Linked DNA regions of Mus musculus: region 1 is linked to region 2. The links are chromatin loops, found by intact Hi-C in ENCODE. Cell type or tissue: left cerebral cortex. All regions are shown on one strand. Each heading gives the region's core, and the rest is flanking DNA. Links, peaks and the distances in the headings are about the cores only. Region 1 overlaps Spen (spen family transcription repressor). Region 2 has its middle 14 kb from the start of B330016D10Rik.

Region 1 (8,324 bases), core at 215-8,214, 83 kb before region 2:
CCGGAGCCACCTTCTCTTTGTCGGCAGCCACCGGAACCTCTGAGGCTTGTGTGTCAGCATTTGGTACTGCGGCTGCTGACACGCCTTCTAAGGGAGGATGCTTAGGGTCACAGGGAGGGGCCGGCGCCTCCTGCAGACAAGGCGCACTCACGGGCTCTGCAATGGCTGAAGTGACACTTGTGGACGTAACTCCTGTGGCAGACACATATTTGGGGTCCATGAGGATCTTCCTCAGTGTACTGGAGCTGGTGTCCATATCAGAGGCCTTTGTGTCTGGGGGAAGGGCTGGAGATGGGGTGGACTGAGCCCGAGGCTCTTCCTGTCTTGTGATCCACTCTGTCACCTTAGGGGGGGGACTCTGATGTGGGACTCCCCCAGGAATGACTGGAGGTGGGAGCTTTGCTATGGTCACTAAGGGGATTGTGGGAGGAGGTATGCCTGAGTCGCTGGGTGGGGTCACAGGGTCACTCTCGATGATCGAGTGCACCTTGAACCTGGCTTGGGGCCCATCATCCATCAGTGCTGGCTGGGAAAGGGGGGGCAGGGCAGGGAGCACAGGGGCTTTGCACGGTGTCTTTTCTGCAGCACTGTTTTCCTGGGACAGACTCTCAGCAGGCGGGGTCTTGCTTGGGTCGAAGGTGCACTCCGCAGGAGGGGAGGGAGGCTTCTCACTCTGTTTCTCTTCCTGGGGAGCTTCCGGGGTTGCTGCTGTCGCCTCCTCTGCAGCGGGGCTCTCACTCTGAGTCTGCTCAGCCTCAGAGGCACGAGTCTCTGTGATGGCGACCACTTTCTTGTTGGCATTCCTTTTCCGGCGTCGTGTTGTCTTTTGGCGCCCTTTGTCTTTCCGGGGAGGAGTGACTTCCACTTTAGACCCCTTGGCTTCCTGTACAGAGTCACCACTGTTTCCTCTGGTTTCCTTGGTGTCTGCAGAACCTTCCGGTGGATCCAAGGCACTGACTTGTGGGGCAGAAGACTCTGTTGCTGTCCCTGTCTCCAAGATTCCCGACTCGGCCTCATGGAGCCCTGGCTCCATTCCTTCCCGTGGATGTGTCTGAGATCCTGGGGGAACGGAGGGAGGAGCGGAGAAGTTCTCTGGCTCTCCAGAGGCGTCACTGATGATGGAGCCAATGGCCGCAGCCAGTTCAGTTTCGCTGGCCTGGTGTGCTGGCTTGTGGCCATGCTCTGGGGCAGGCTCTTCAGATGCTGCCGTGGCCGTGGCCGTGCCCTTGCTAGCGGCAGCAGCAGAGGGCTCGGGGAGCTTTGCGATGTTCTGCACGGCCTGCTCCAGCTCTATCTGCCTGGCTAGCTGCGTGCCTTCTGGGGGCGCCGTGGAGGCAGACGCACTTTCCTCCTCTGCCTCCCTGTCGGGATCGGCTGGGTTGTTTGCCAGCTGAGGTGAGGAGCCACTTCCCTTCTGGGGGCTCTCACTCTCCTGAGGAGAGGCCGCCGCAGGCCCAGCTTCCTTGTCTGCTGCCTGCCCTGCTGCCCGGGCGGCCATTTCCAGGCTTCTCTGATGCGCGGCCCTGTCCATCGCTGACCTCGTGCTCCGAGCACGGCCCCTCTTTGATTTGTAGGTTTTCTCAGGAGGTTTTCTCTCCAGGACCTCAACTGGGAAGGTGTCGGGTCCGTTCTTGTCTGTGCTGGGGTCTCTCCTGTCCCGTTTGGGCTCACTTGCTGCCTCTCTCTCGCCTCTGGACTTAGGGTTACCTTCCCTCGTGCTCGCCTGGGCACCGGCCTCAGCGGCAGCCTCAACCTTCTGCTCATTCCTCCCCCTTTTCCCTTGGGGTCCAGCAGCAGCTGCCGACTTCTGAGACCTCGGTGACCGCCAGCCCTCAGCGGGCCTGGGTGTCTCTGCAGGCTCTTTCCTCTCATGCTCACCGTCTTCCTCGGCACGCCGGCGGGTCTTGGGGGGCCTTCCCCTCCGAGGGGTGGTGGGAGGTACCACCGCCTCCTGCAGCTCCCGCTCCAGTCTCTTCCTGGTCACTCTGGGCTGCTCCACAGGCTCCTTGGCCGGGGACCGGCTCTCGTGGTCGGTCATGGTGGCATAAACACTCCTCACGTTCCGGCGCCTGCTCCTGCTGAGAGGCAAGCTAGGCTCAGGGTGCTCCGTGTCTCCCCCAGAGCTTTTCGACGCAGTCCTTGTAATCTTCTCTGCCTCCATCTTTAGTTCCAGCAGCTTCTGTGCTTCTCCACGAGGAGAGCTGGACCTCTTCAGCTTTTCCCGGTCTATCCTCTCGCTCTTCCTGGTGACAGGCTTCTCCACGACGCTGGCGGCAGCCGCCTGGACGGACGTCTTGGAACGCTTGCTCTTGTTAGTCTTCCTGTCTTTTGCAGCGACTGGAGGATTGGCTTCTACATCTTCAGAAGCGGGGGGCTGAGCTTCTGATGCAACCCCAGCGTTCTGAGTGGCGTCAGGCTCAGTGCTTGGAGTTGTGTCTGGCTTCTCCACTTTCCCCTCTTCGGCTTCCTCGGACCTCTGAGTCAGTTTTGAAAGGGGCTGGGGACTGCTAGGTTTGGGGTCTACACTGCTTTCTACCTGGGAAACTGTGGTTCCGGGAGTCAGAGGTTCAGCATTCACACAAGGGACGGCGTCAGTAGCTGCGCTTTCTTGAGGAGCTGAAGGTGCCAAGGCAGCGCTGTCCTGGCTATCCCGGCTGTCCTCTCCGGGGGGTACATCTGACTGCCTGGGCTGCTCCACGGGTACAGACGCAGGCTCAGACACAAGCTTTGTTTCTTCCGAGACAGGAGCGGGCTCTGCAGGCTTCTCTCCTGCTGGTGAAGGAGCCTCCGCTGCCTCCTCAGCCTTCTCAGGGGCGGAGGATGCTGGCTCTGGTGTCACGACGGTGACGGTGACGGCAGGAAGCCCAGCTGAAACAGGGGCTTTCGGCTCCGGCTCTTTAGTCTCTGCAGCAGGCTCTGGAGTCTTGGGATGAGTCTCCGGCTCTTCCTGCTTCTCAGCCTCTTTGGGCTTCTGGTCCTTCTCCTTCTCCTTCTGCTGCATCCGCGTCAGCTCCATGAATCTGCTGTGGAACAGGACCACTGGCTCCTGCACCGAATCACTCGTGCTGTTTGCACCCTCAGACGCCTGCCTGCCGTACAGCCCCCCGGGGGGGAGGTCGGGCTCCTCGCTCTTCCTCTCAAGGTGCTGCAGCCTCTTGGAGTCTTGCTCAAAGATGGAGCTGTGTAAGAACCGAGAGGCGAACAACTCCTGCCTCTCCTGCTCCTCCTCCCTGCGCTCGTCCTTTTTATCAGCCAGTTTCCCCTCCGAGTCCGTCCTGATTTTCTTCTTCTTCATGTACCAGGACGGAATAGGCCTGGGGGCCGAGTCAACCTTTTCTTTATCTTTGTTGTTTCGAAAATTAGCAAACCGCGAGTCCCAGTCAAGGAAAGACCAATTTTCTTCACGGGATGATGAGAGGGATTTGGCTCTTTCAAGCAAAGCTTTAGTGTCTGGTGTGATTGTCTTATCCAGTGCAAAAGAGTAAAATTTATTCCTTTCTAAAGAGCTAGCGAGTCTTTCATCTCGCTCACGTAGTTTTTGGTCTCTGTCCCTCAATAAAAAAGACAGCCGAGGGCTGTCATAGAAGCTGGAAGCTCTGGGGGACTGGGACCTGTGCTCGGCGTCCTCATCAGAATCAGAGGGCACCTCACCAGGTTCCAGATCGCGCACAGACCTCTTTCGTAGACTGTCTCTCTTAATTACACTGTTTGGGAAACTGACATCAAACCGGCTGGGGTCCTGTTTCATCGGAGGGTCCCACCGGCTTGGTTCCCCTTCAGAATTCAAGACAGACAGTTTGATTTTGGCCGTGTCTGCTGTCTGTTCTCTCTTGCCAGAATCGTAAGGATTGCATTTTAATGGATCGTCTCTCACTGCTGCGTTAGGATAGGGGAGGCCTTTCTCATCCCCTTTAGGGGACCCTTTTACTGACACTAGCCTAGGGGAGCCCCTGGGGTCATCATCGTCATGGAAGGAGCCGTGGCGGACACTCGGAGAGCAGCTGGTTCTTTCTGAGTCCTCGCTGATCTGGCGTGAACTTCGGTAGTTTCTCTCTCTTTTGGTACAGATATCGAAATCCACGTGATCCGTCCTTCGCTTCTTGCTGGGCGGGGAGTCATCAGTGACATCCTGAGGGGGCTTGCCCACCTCGTGGACAAGGCTGCGCCTTTCGTAGTCATCTACATCTTTCTTCGGACTGCCAAACTTCTCAGCCTTGGCGATCTCCATCTCCATCCGCTGCTTCCGGCGGCTCTGCTCCATCTGTTTCCGGTAGCTCTGCGTGTGATCAATGTCAATGCCAAGTTTCTCTTCCGCATTCCCTCCGTGGGGCTTCTCCTGGCCTGCTCTGTGTTCCGCTGGTTCCTCACGAGGCCGGCAATAGTTTTTCCTCACTTCCTCTTTCTCAGGCCCTTGATTCTCTAGGAGCTGCAGCTGTTTGGGCTGAGGTTTTGAGGGGATGGCTTTTTTGGGCTGGGTTTCTTGAGTCTCCACAGATCCGTGTGTTAGTTCTCCCAGTCCTGCGTGTACGTCTGAGCTGGGCCGAGAGCCAGACCCTGCAGAGACAGCAGCAGGATCCTGGCAGTCTTTGGGGCTGAGAGCTGAATTAAGTCTTTCCAGCTTAGTTTTTTTTGATTCCCTTTTAAGGATTTCTTTTCTCACAGGCTTTCTTTCAGACTCTCCTTCCCTCAGCAAAACACCATCTCTTGATGTGTCAGGCTGCTTCTTTAAAAGTATTCGAGTATCCTCTGTCTCGGGGCTGGTTTTCTTGATTTCTGGTTTTTGCTTTTCTATTTTCAAGCCAGAATCTGCAAAGCGCCTTTTCCTGGCTTCCAGCTTCTCCAGGTCCAGAGCGCTGAGCTCGGGCGTCTGCTCGGCCTTGAGGTGTTTCCGGAGCTTAGTCCTGCCCTCCTTCTCCCCCACCTCCGCGTGGCTCGGGAGGACCTTCTCCCTCAGCGCTTTCCCTCGGGCCGGGTCCGACTTGGCAGGCTCCCCCTGAGCGGCCTGGGGTTTCTGGTCCAGGGCCGATGCCTTGGTAGTGTCACGGCCGAGCCTGGCTTTGAGCTTTTCTGGGGGTGGGTGCTCGATGACCTTGCCCTCCTTTTCCTTTACTCGGGTCAGAACCACGCAAGGCACGAGCTCCAGGCGGTTCTTGGCTGGCCCTTCCTTGTCGGCCCTGTCTCTGCTGAGTTTGGTGGAGCCCCGCGGTTTCTCGGGGCTCTGCTCTCGGTCATTTTCCTGCTCGGTTTCCGAAGGCTGAGAACTAGGGGAGTGAGCCTTTCCTTTCCGCTTCTGCCTCTCAGCTTTGTCCTTTTCTCCCTTCTCCTTGCGAACTATTCGTCTCTCCCTCTCGACCCGCTCGGGATCGAAAGTGCGCTCTTTGTCCGCCTTTTCGTTTTTTGTGTAGCGCTCCAGCCGAGCCTTCTCCAGCTTATCGTACCGTGGGGGGGACACTGAGCTGCAGCTGCCGCTGCGCTCCGAGGACCGGCGGTACAGCCTCCTCTCAGAGTCACTTGGCAATCTCTCCGAATGCGCAGGAGACACCCCAGGGCTCTGTGGACGACGCAAGTGCACGGGACTCTGGCTTCGCTCTATGGGTCTCCTCTCGTGGTCCCGGTCAGATTCGAATCTCTCCCGTTCTCGCTCTCGTTCTCGCTGCCTATAGCTGTACTCCCGAATATCCTGCTCATAGGGATCACTCCTATATTCTCTGTATTCGCGAGGCTCATCATAGTACCGGGAGTCATAATACTCTCCTTGGTACGTCTCCCACTCCGAGTAAAACTCTCTCCCCCGAGCCGGATAGTCCCTCCTGGAGTCCTCAGGGTAGGTGCCTGGAGTGCGAACATTTTCATAGTATGTCCGTTCTTGACTGTACTCATAGGACCCTCTTCGTTCCTCTCTGCCAAACATCAGAAAGATTATGTTAGCTCCTCTGTCTTCTCACTTGCACTCCCACCCCCGCAACCCCAGGACTCAAGGGACAGAGGCAGGAGGACCGCACGTGGGACCTGGCTCAACTGTACAAGTTCCAGGCCAGCCCGCAGTGCACAGTGAAATTCTCTTACACAGGCAGCTCTGGCCCCCTCTAGTGCTTACGTAGTCACTTGGCCACGCGCAGGTGTTTAGCAGTGGCTCCTAAGCCAAATGAAGCACCAAGGATTTCAAAGCTGGCCGTTAATAAGATTCAAGTGTAAAATGCCAGGTTTTCATTAAGCTCTGGGCCTGCAACTCACTCTGTAGGCCAGGCTGGCTTCCAAGTTACAGAGATGCCCTGCTTCTGCCTCTGGGGTGCTGGGATTACAGGGGACAGTAACCACATGCCCAGCACTGACACAGTTATACAAAAACCTCAACAATCACAAATAAATGGCACGTAGTTAAAGAGACCCACTGCTACCTACCTTTACCTCACTGTGCTAGACTGTATGTATGTATGCATTACTACACTGTACACAGTACAGAGATGTTATTACATCAAATTTTCTGAGAAGAGTTTTCCAAATGATTAATCTCGGGGCTGGAGAGGTGGCTTAGAAGTTAAGAGCACTTAGTGTTCTTGTAAAGGACCCATGTTAGTTCCCAAAACTACAGGATGTCTCACAACCATCGACAACTCCAGTTCCAGGGGCCCAGATGCCTCCTTCTGACACTTCCTTGGGCCCCAGAGATACCTGGTGCACAGTGCACAGATACTCACGCATAAAATAAAAATAAGGAACTGGGGAGGGGGGAGAGGTTTTCAGAGGGGAAACCAGGAAGGGGATAACATTTGAAATGTAAATAAAAAAAATATCCAATAAAAAAGAAAAAAAAAAAAAAATAAGGAACTGGCAGGCAGATTTCTGGGTCCACAAAGCAAACCCCAGGCCAGCCAAGGATATATACTGAGATCTTGTCCCAAAAAACCCAATGTTTGTTGGTTTTGGTGGTGGTTCAGTTTTTTCAAGACATGGTTTCTCTGTGTAGCCCTGGCTGTCTTGGAACTCAACTCTGTAGACCAGGCTGGCCTCGAACTCACAGAGACCTGACCGCCTCTGCCTCCCGAGTGATTATATGTTAAAACAGCATTTTCTCTCCCCCAAACCTGTATAATATACGCAAGTGGTGGAGGCCTGAGGGCGATGTTGGGAGTCATCCTCCAAAGCTCTTCTGCCTTCTCACTGAGGTAGGCAGCGCCTCTCAAGCAGAGAAGCTAGCTCTAGTGACCCCTCTCTGCCTCCCGAGACTAGGATTACAGGCAGGGTACCATACCCACCGGCATTTATGTGGGCTCTGGGCATCTGCACTCCAGTCTTCATGCTTGGACTGAGCCATCTGCCCTGCCCTGTTAAAACATTTTAGATACACTGAGTTAACTAGCTCCAGCGCTAGAGATGCCTCGGCAGTTAAAAGCGTTTGTTCTTGCAGAGGACCTGGGTTCCAGCCTAGCACCCACAGACAGCTCATAACCACTGAGATCCCGACTCCAGGGGACCCAGTTCTCTGACTTAGGTGGGTACCAGGCATTCACAGATGCACTGTTCACAAAAAAGAATTAAAGACAAAATTACCTTCAACTTTTCTGTTTACTTAAAAAAATTTATTTTCCTCAAATTGCCAGCTAACAAATTAAGACTGGCTTTGAGCGCTCAGAGACACTCCCTAGAGCCGCTTGCTTGCCCTGTGTACTAAGAACAAGTGTCACTCAGCGACGAGCCCTTGCGACATGACACTGAACATGCTCACACAGGAGGGACTGTGATTCCTTGACAATCACTCCCTGAAACACTTCCTGTGCGGTGTGTCTGATGTGTGTGATGTCTGAGGACAGCTCTGCAGCCTCGGTCCTCCCTTCATCTGGGTTGCAGGGATCAAACTCCAGCTCAGGCCCTCATGGCAAGGGTCACATCTGCTGAGCCATCTTACTGAGCATCCCAGAGAATTTCAAGTAAGAAATGTTCCCAATGCCAAACTCCTGAAAGCTAAAACCTAAGGTTTTAAAGCAAAGCAGAGTGGCACACACTGTAACGTCAGGAGGTGGAGGCAGGGAGGTCACAAGTTCAAGGTCAGCCTATGCTACATGAGACTATGATGATATCGATACAACTATAAACAAAAGTAAACGTTCGTCCATACTACATAGTTACAGATCAACAGTCCTCTTGTGTATAAGGACAGGCCTGTCATCCTAGCTACTTGGAGGCTGAGGCAGGAGAACCACAGGTTCAGCGCCAGCCTAGGCTGCAGAGTAAGCTCAAAGCCAACAAACTCAAAGAGACCTGGAGGTGTCACTGGCAGCCATAAGCTTCAATCCTCAGTACTACCCACACACAATCAATCAATA
Region 2 (8,324 bases), core at 144-8,143:
ACTCTTACAACTTCAGTGGCCAGTCAAAGGAGCTGGATTCCCATTTCTGTCCCTGGGTAGGTTATGTAAGTGGTGTTGGCTGTGTCTCTGTGTGTTTTATTCCATATGAAATAAGAGTCTTCTAAACCAATGTCTGGCAAACAGCAGTTACTCATTAAATATTCATTGGATTTTAGAAATGAATCCATTATCTGTGCTGCATAGGGTGCAGCCTGTAATGCCAGCAGCACCAGGAAGGTAAAACAGCCAGCCTGGGCCTGGGCTGGCGAGATGGCTCAGTAGGTAAGAGCACCCGACGGCTCTTCCGAAGGTCCGGAGTTCAAATCCCAGCAACCACATGGTGGCTCACAACCATCTGTAACAAGATCTGACGCCCTCTTCTGGAGTGTCTGAAGACAGCTACAGTGTACTTACATATAATAAATAAATAAATCTTAAAAAAACAAAAAAAAAAACAAAAAAAACAGCCAACCTGAGCTAGGTACAAAGTCTGAGGCTGGCAGTCTGGGTTATATAAGACGCTGCTTCAAAAACCAGGAAAAAAAAAAAAAAGAAAAAAATATGTATATTTATACAGATGCACAAAACACACACACATGTGGAGGACCATGAGTTTAAGACCATCCTTAGCTATAAAGTGAGTTTCAGGCTAGCCTGGGCTACTATGGCTAAAGAGATGGCTCAGCAGTTAAGGGCACTTATTGACCTTGCTGAAGACTCAAATTTGATTCCCAGCATCCACATGGCAGCTCACAAACCAAACTTTGTGTCATTCTAGTCCCAGGGTTTCTAATGCCTTCCTCTAGCCTCCACTGGTACCAGGTCTGCCTGCAGTGGGCAGATACACATTCAGGCAAAATATTCAGACACATAAAATAATGATCATTTTAAAAGGCTCTATCTCAAAGGAACAAATAATAAAAAAACAAACAAGCAAAGCAAACAAAAGCACTATACTGCAGCTGGGCGCGTTGGTGTACATCTGTAATCCAGTATGTGGGAGACTGTGCTGGCTGGTTTTATGTCAGCTTAGCACAAGCTAAAGTCATCAGAGAAGGAGGAGCCTCAGTTAAGAAAATGCCTCCATGGGCTGGTGAGATGGCTCAGTGGGTAAGAGCACCCGACTGCTCTTCTGAAGGTCAGGAGTTCAAATCCCAGCAACCACATGGTGGCTCACAACCATCCATAACGAGATCTGACTCTCTTTCTTCTGGAGTGTCTGAGGACAGCTACAGTGTACTTACATATAATAAATAAATAAATAAATCTTAAAAAAAAAAATGCCTCCATAAGATTAGGTTGCAGGTGTGCCTACAGGGGACATTCTTAATTAATGACCAGTGGGAGAGGGCCTAGACTATTATGTCTAGTGTTACCCCTGGCCTGGTGGTCCTGGTTCACTATAAGGAAGCAGGCTGAGCAAGCCACGATGAGCAAGCCAGTGAGCAGCATCCCTCCACAGCTCCCTGCATCAGCTCCTGCCTCCAGCTTTCTGCCCTGCTTAAGCTCCTTCCTGGCTTCCTCCAGTGATGGGCTATGATGTAGAATTGTAAGCCAAATAAGCCCTTTTCTTCCTGACTTGCTTTTGGTCATGGTGTTTCATCGTAGCAATAGAAACCCTAACTAAGACAGAGACAAGCAGGACAATCAAGAATTCAAGACCAGGGCTGGAGAGATGGCTCAGTGGTTAAAAGCACTGACTGCTGCTGAGTCAAATCCCAGCAACCACATGGTGATCTGATGCCATCTTCTAGGGTGTCTGAAGACAGCTACAATGTACTTACATATAAATAAATCTTTAAAAGGAAAAGAATTGAAGACCAGCCTTTATTCTCCAGTGAGTTTCAGGACAGTCTGGGCTACATGAGACCCTGTCTGCACAATAATGACTCCATGCGTTGTAATTATCTATTACATCACACAGTTGTTTTTATTTTTATCCTGTCAAATGAGATAAAGTCAACGCACACCTCTGCAATCCAGAGGTCAAATTCAGATCGTGAAGCTTAATTCATCCCAGTTCCCACAGTGGGAGAACTGAGTCCTGAGAGTTGGTTGCCCTCTGACCTTGCACACACCGTGGCATGTGCACACCGCCGCTCAAACGTGCACATACATGATAATGATTTTGTTAAAGGTGGACAACTGTTCCTAAAGAATGATGTCAAGGTCGTCCTCGGGCCTCCACTGCCTGTGCACACCCTCATATGGGGCGTTCACACATACAAGCACCACGGGCACGTATCGAAGAGAAAGAGAATGGTATATGGCCCTATGAAAAGAACTGTTAAAGGTCAAGAAGACACTTAAGTCAAGCAGGAGCGCATCAGAAATTAAGTCCCAGAGTACACGATACTGCCGGCACGGGGTGTTAACATGCTATATAACTTCTTTGTTTGTTTGCTTTTTTTTGGTTTGCTGTTGTGATATGGAGTTTCTCTATGTAGTACAGGCTGGCCCCAAACTCAAAGAGATCCTCCAGCTTCTCCCTCCCTAGTGCCGGGATTAAAGGCGAACGCCACCATGAGCTGCTCAGCAGTGAGTCTTTAAAAAAAGGAGAAAAGGTCAGAGTGATCCCTCACTTCCTCTTCTGACCTCTGTGGGTTCCCAGGTATGTCCACACACATGCACATGCACATTATACACATGCGCGTGCGCGCGCGCGCGCACACACACACACACACACACACACACACACACACACACACAGAGTCAGTGCATTCTCGTGTCCTTCATTGCTAAGCTGCTAAACTCTGCAGGCTGCTTCCTCATCTTCTGACACTTGGGTCCTGAGCGATCCTGCAAGGGGAGAATCGACTGAGGGCACCGTTTTCCCGTTCCCTCCTTTCAGCACCGGAGAATAAGACGTTATACAATTAGCCAAAATCACATGAGAGGGTTCGGGGGAACAGTTTAGGATTAAATTTAGGAACTGAGACATTAGGAACTCTTTGGGGTTCCCATATGTCTTCCTAAGTGTGGCAACGCGGGGATGCTTAATTAGACTACCTGCTGTTACCCAGCACCAGGCCTTTTAGGATTAATTAGGAACAAACGCCCAGTTCTCAGAAAACTGCAGAAGCCAATTGCAGGCTGAGGGAAGAGGTTTGCTGAGTAATGCTGACGGGTCTCCTTCCTGTAAAGCCAGAAGCCCGGTGCGTGTTCTAATTGGCCCCAGCAGATTTTTCTAGGCGATTGTGCAATGGTGAAGCCAAGCATTTAGCCCCTGGGGATCTCGGCTATTTACTGTGAAATTTCTCTCCACCACCTGATGTGAGAGTCTGCCTGTACTGGTTTCCTGTGGCCCAATTCTGGGTCACGTTGTAAGGCGGTGCCCACGTGATCTTAACCTACTTTGTCGTCGTCGTCCCCCCCCCCAACCCCCACCCCACCGTGCCTCAGCAAATAACAGCTGCGGCGACGCCCACAAAATATGGCTGCCCTCAGAGCAACCCCAGTTCACCTTGCTTTGTGCACAGGGCACCTTTCCATCTGAAGGGCCTCAGCGCCTTTGCAAGCTCTGATTATGCTCGACAAACACCTCACTGGGTCGGAGCGGCAAGCCCTGCCAGTCCCGTTTTCTGATTGGACATCTTGGAATGCATCTCTTCTGCCCTCAGAGGAAGGACAGACCTGGATCAGGAGCCTAGCTCCGCTCACTTGCTTACTGGTCGCCTTTGCGCCCGTGAGAACTACTGGACCCAGCGCTGTGCGTCCCCGGGACTCTGCAGACAAAAGTGTCTGTGGGCGCCTCTGAAAGCCCGGCCTGGCTTATGCCAGCCACTGCCTCGGCCTCTTTGCCTTTAGTCGGGCTAAATGGCTTTTGTGCTAGAATTCCCTTGTCAAAAAGAAAAAGGAAATCTTTGCATCTATACTAGCGTGGATGCATGTGCCGTCCTCACGGGCATTTCCAGCCCCTTTCTGACCTTTTCTTTTCCTTTCCCCTCCTCTCTCACCGCACTCCCTTTTGGTGCCATTCAGGGTGGACTTTGGACTCAGGCTGGCTAGTGCTGCCCCCTGGAGGTAGCAGGTGTACCTGCGGGAGGAAGAACCCAGGTAGCATAGAGGTCATTGTCCTAAAACTTTTGTTGTACTTTACGGTTTTGGTTTTGAGACGAGTTTTCAAGGGTGACCTGGAACTCCCTGTATAACCCAACAGTATCTCCAGCTAGCCTCAAACTTGAAGCAGACCACTGACCTCAAACCCTCAAAAGCTGGGATTTCAGGAACAAACCACCAATACCCAACCCCACTCTTTTCTGGTTTTGTCTTTTAAGATTTGTTATTTTATTTTATTTCATGTATGCATGCGCACCGCGTGCACGCCCAGGGCCCTCAAAGGCCAGAAGAAGTTGTCAAGAGCCCCTGAAACTGGAGTTACAGGTGTGAGCCTCCAGGTGGGTGAGAGGAACTGAACCCGGGTCCTCTCTGCAAGAGCAGCAGGTACTCCTAACCACTGAGCCGTCTCTCCAACCCTGCTTCTTTGTCTGTGTTTTGGTTTGTTAGTTTTTGTTTTTAATTAATTGATTTATTTTGAGACAGAATCTCTCTATAGAACCTTTGACTGTCCTAGAACTCACTCTGTAGAGCAGGCTGGCCTTGAACTCTTGAGAGCCTCCTGTCTCTGCATCTCAAGTGCAGGGATTATAGGCCTCTGTGCCACCATTGCCCAGCTGGGTTTTTTGTTTGTTTTGTTATTAAGAAAAAAAAATGTAGATACTGCCAGACTTGAAGACACACTCCTATAATGCTACCACAGCTGCTTGTGGCACCAGCTGCAGGAACTCCGATGCCATTTTCTGAACTCCAAGGGACAAGGGGGCCTGCACTCAGGTGCATATTCACCCAGATACATACATACATACATCTTTTGTTTTGTTTTGTTTTCCCAGGACAGGGTTTCTCTATGTAACAGCTCTGGGTGCACTGGAACGTGCTTTGTAGACCAGGCTGGCATTGAACTCAAAGATCCTCTTCTCTGTCCCTGCAATGCTGGGATTAAAGGTGTGCACCCCCCGACCCCAGCAATATATACTCATAATTTTAAACATGAATTCTCTCTCTCTCCCTTAGGCAGGGTCTCACTTTGTAGCTCTGGCTGGCCCAGAACTCACCAAGATCTGCTTGCCTCTGCTTGTATTTGATTGAGGTCGGGGGAGTCACCGTGGGGAGAGGTGGGTAGGGGAAGAGAAAGAGAGAAAGGCTCCCGCTCGATCAAGCACACACAGAGAAAGAAGAGGAGAGGAGAGAGGGGGACGCCAAAATGATGTCTGGATTATACAGGGAGGAGCCTCTGGGGAAAAGACAGCCCAGTCCCTGCCAGGGCTGGAAAATTCAAGGTTGGGGGCACAGTTGGCCAGGCAAAGACTGGGATGCTGGGAGAACCTGGAGGCCAGGTCTGCTTTGATATGTAAAATATGTACTTCAGTCCCTGTCACAGGGCCCAAAACCAACAGCTTTGAAAGTGTGTTCCTGGGGCTGGAGAGATGGCTCAGCAGTTAAGAGCACTGACTGCTCTTCCAGAGGTCCTGAGTTCAATTCCCAGCAACCACATGGGAATTGAACCATGTGGCTCACAACCATCTGTAATGGTATCTGATGCCCTCTTCTGGTGTATTTGAAGACAGCTACAGTGTATTCATATAAATAAAATAAATCTTAAAAAAAAAAAAAAAGAAAGAAAGAAAGTGTGTTCCATCTGCTTGGCAAAAGTAAATATGTATAAAAAGAACAAACCCAAGAATAAACTCTGAGCCAGGCGTGGTGGTGCACGTCTTTAATCCCAGCACTCGGGAGGCAGAGGCAGGCGAGAGCTACACAGAGAAACCCTTTCTCGAAAATCCAAAAAAAAAAAAAAAGAATAAACTCTGTCGGTCTCCCCCGCGTCCCAGTCAGAGAAAGCATGATCAGAAGTAAATGCAAGGCCCTCTTCAGCTAAAAGGTACAACTGAGATCAACTAAGTGATCTAAGGCCCGGTCTCAGAATAGCTCCAGTGGGCAAGACACTGTGGCACAACCACAGCACCCAAACAAAGGCAAGAATGTCACCATGGATACCTGTGGATACATGTGACACCATGTAAGCCTGGCATATGTCACCATGGATACCTGTGGATACATGTGACACCATGTAAGCCTGGCATATGGTGGGCAGCAGCAGGGGTGGGGGTGGGACTCACTGGGGCTGCCAGGCAAACTCCAGGTCCAGTGGGAAACCCTGACTTCCTCCTCTGGCCTGTATGGACTCGCTCAGTGTGAGTACACACGTGCACGCACGCGCGCGCGCACACACACAATTAATCAATGTAAACAACCACAACATTCCTGTCAGCAGTTTCACTTAATTCTCTGCCTCTAAGCCTGACTGATTTCTGAGTTCTAGTTCAAAAAGTGTGACTTTTCTGGACACTGACCAAAAATGCTAGAAATGTCGCCCTGCTGTTCTGGGCTTCTGCTCTGTTTCCTCTGAAGACTCCTCTTCCCGTTTTCCAGCAACTTTCAGACGTCCATTGCTGATCCTAATTCAACAGGCCTGGCTTTCTGTCTTGGCTCCCTCCTTCCTCCTGAGCAGTGCTCTGGATTTGGGGGGGGGGGGGTTGGAGGTGGGGCGGGGAGAAGGCTCATCAGGTAAAAGCTTTTACCTCACAAGGCTGTTGACCACTGGGACTCACCCAAAGGTGGGGGGAAAGATCCAACACTACAGGGCTGGCCTTTGACCTCCACATAGATGTTGCTCATAAACCTTCACAGAGAGAGAGAGAGAGAGAGAGAGAGAGAGAGAGAGAGAGAAACTAAAGGGTTTTTCTGTTTTTGTTTTAATATTTATTTATTTAATGTATGTGAGTGCACTGACACTGTCCTCAGACACACCAGAAGAGGGCATGGGATCCCATTACAGATGGTTGTGAGCCACCATGTGGTTTCTGGGAATTGAACTCAGGACCTCTGGAAGAGCAGTCAGTGCTCTTAACCACTGAGCCATCTCTCCAGCCCCTAAAGTTTTAAAGATTTCAAATTAATTGCTTAATCTGTCCTCTAAACCAGGCATAGTCACACACACACACACACACACACACACACACACACACACACACACAAACTGTAACCACAGCACTCAGAAAGCTGAGGCAGGAAGGTCAAGGGTTCAAGACCAGCCAGTAGCTCATGCTATAAAGTTGCTAAGCGTAAGGCTAAAACTCTCCTGCACAGCCATGTGGCAGCGGCTCACTCCTGCAAACCACTTCTGGGAGAGCCGAGGCCAGATTGCTTCTGGGAAAGCCTGGGCTGCAGTGTGAGACTCTGGTTCAAAAACCAAATAGCCAGGCATGGTGGGACAATGCCTTTAACTCCTTGCACTTGGGAGGCAGAGGCGGCAGATATCTGTAAGTTCAAGCCCCTGAATCAGATTAATTTGGGTCGAAAACCCCAAACTGAATGTCTCCAACTGATGAAAACAAAAGTTGTCAGAGACAGGGTCTCAGTCACTAGTGGAGAAGTTAGGCTAGATGCTCGTGAGGGACCCCTCCATGTCCAAAGTGGCAAGAGAGGGCATGTTCTAGATAGGCGCTGTGTAGCTAGGGAGAGACACCCCAAACCTGCACATGTATAGGGGAGAGCTAGGACTCTGGAAAGATGCTTCAGCAGGGGGAACTCTGAGTTTGGGGCCAGAGTTTTCATCCCCATGTGACAGGGCAAGAGAGAACAGAGGTTCCTCCATCTTGTATTCTTGCTGAGGCCAGTTCATGCTTAACTAGAATTTGATCTCCTTCATGGAGAATCCCATGGAAAATGACACGACTCTGTTCTAGGAACGGAGGTCAAGATGTCCCAGCTAGGGCTGGAGAGATGGTTCAGTGGTTATGAGCGCTGACTGTTCTTCCAGGGGACCTGAGTTCAGTACCAAGCACCCACATGGCGGCTCACAGCTGCCTGTGATTCCAGTTCCAAAGGATCTGGCGCCTTGGCACAGGCATGCCGGCCGAACACCAGTGCATATACAAATAAATAAATCTTTCTAAAAAGATACCCCAGCCGGGCGTGGTGGTGCACGCCTTTAATCCCAGCACTCAGGAGGCAGAGGCAGGCGGATTTCTGAGTTCGAGGCCAGCCTGGTCTACAAAGTAAGTGAGTTCCAGGACAGCCAGGGCTATACAGAGAAACCCTGTCTCCAAAAAAAAAAAAAAAAAAAAAAAAAAAAAGTCCTTTCCCACAATGCCTAGCGGTGCTTCGCTTTGTCTGGAACTCCAGACTGTACTCCCAGCCAGCCTGAATAAAGGCTTTCTTTCTGTCTTTTCATTGTCTGTTTCCTTTTGTTTTGTTTTGTT

Evidence for each region. Hi-C counts contacts between places; a loop is a spot of excess contacts. Peaks named below come from ENCODE experiments on the same cell type or tissue, not always from the same donor. Only the 100,000 strongest peaks of a DNase experiment are listed, where the experiment ranks them.
Region 1: it touches region 2 in a loop (5-fold over the local background); 11 of 42 quality-filtered maps call a loop at or near these places.

What each region holds. Positions count from the first base shown.
Region 1 is chr4:141,473,490-141,481,813 of GRCm38, forward strand. It overlaps Spen (spen family transcription repressor), which reads right to left. Exons shown (of 16, transcript NM_019763.2): 11 at 7,257-7,325; 12 at 1-5,900. Among named protein-coding and RNA genes, the nearest start is that of Gm42337, 29 kb to the left of the region's middle. In left cerebral cortex, for the core only: no CTCF peak of the experiment used is centred there; DNase peaks (open chromatin) are centred at 4,531, 5,459 and 6,097; H3K27ac peaks cover 3,374 bases.
Region 2 is chr4:141,556,130-141,564,453 of GRCm38, forward strand. No RefSeq gene overlaps it. Among named protein-coding and RNA genes, the nearest start is that of B330016D10Rik, 14 kb to the left of the region's middle. In left cerebral cortex, for the core only: CTCF peaks have their summits at 432, 4,018 (motif pointing left) and 5,609 (motif pointing left); DNase peaks (open chromatin) are centred at 3,266, 3,631 and 3,959; H3K4me3 peaks cover 1,287 bases; H3K27ac peaks cover 2,154 bases.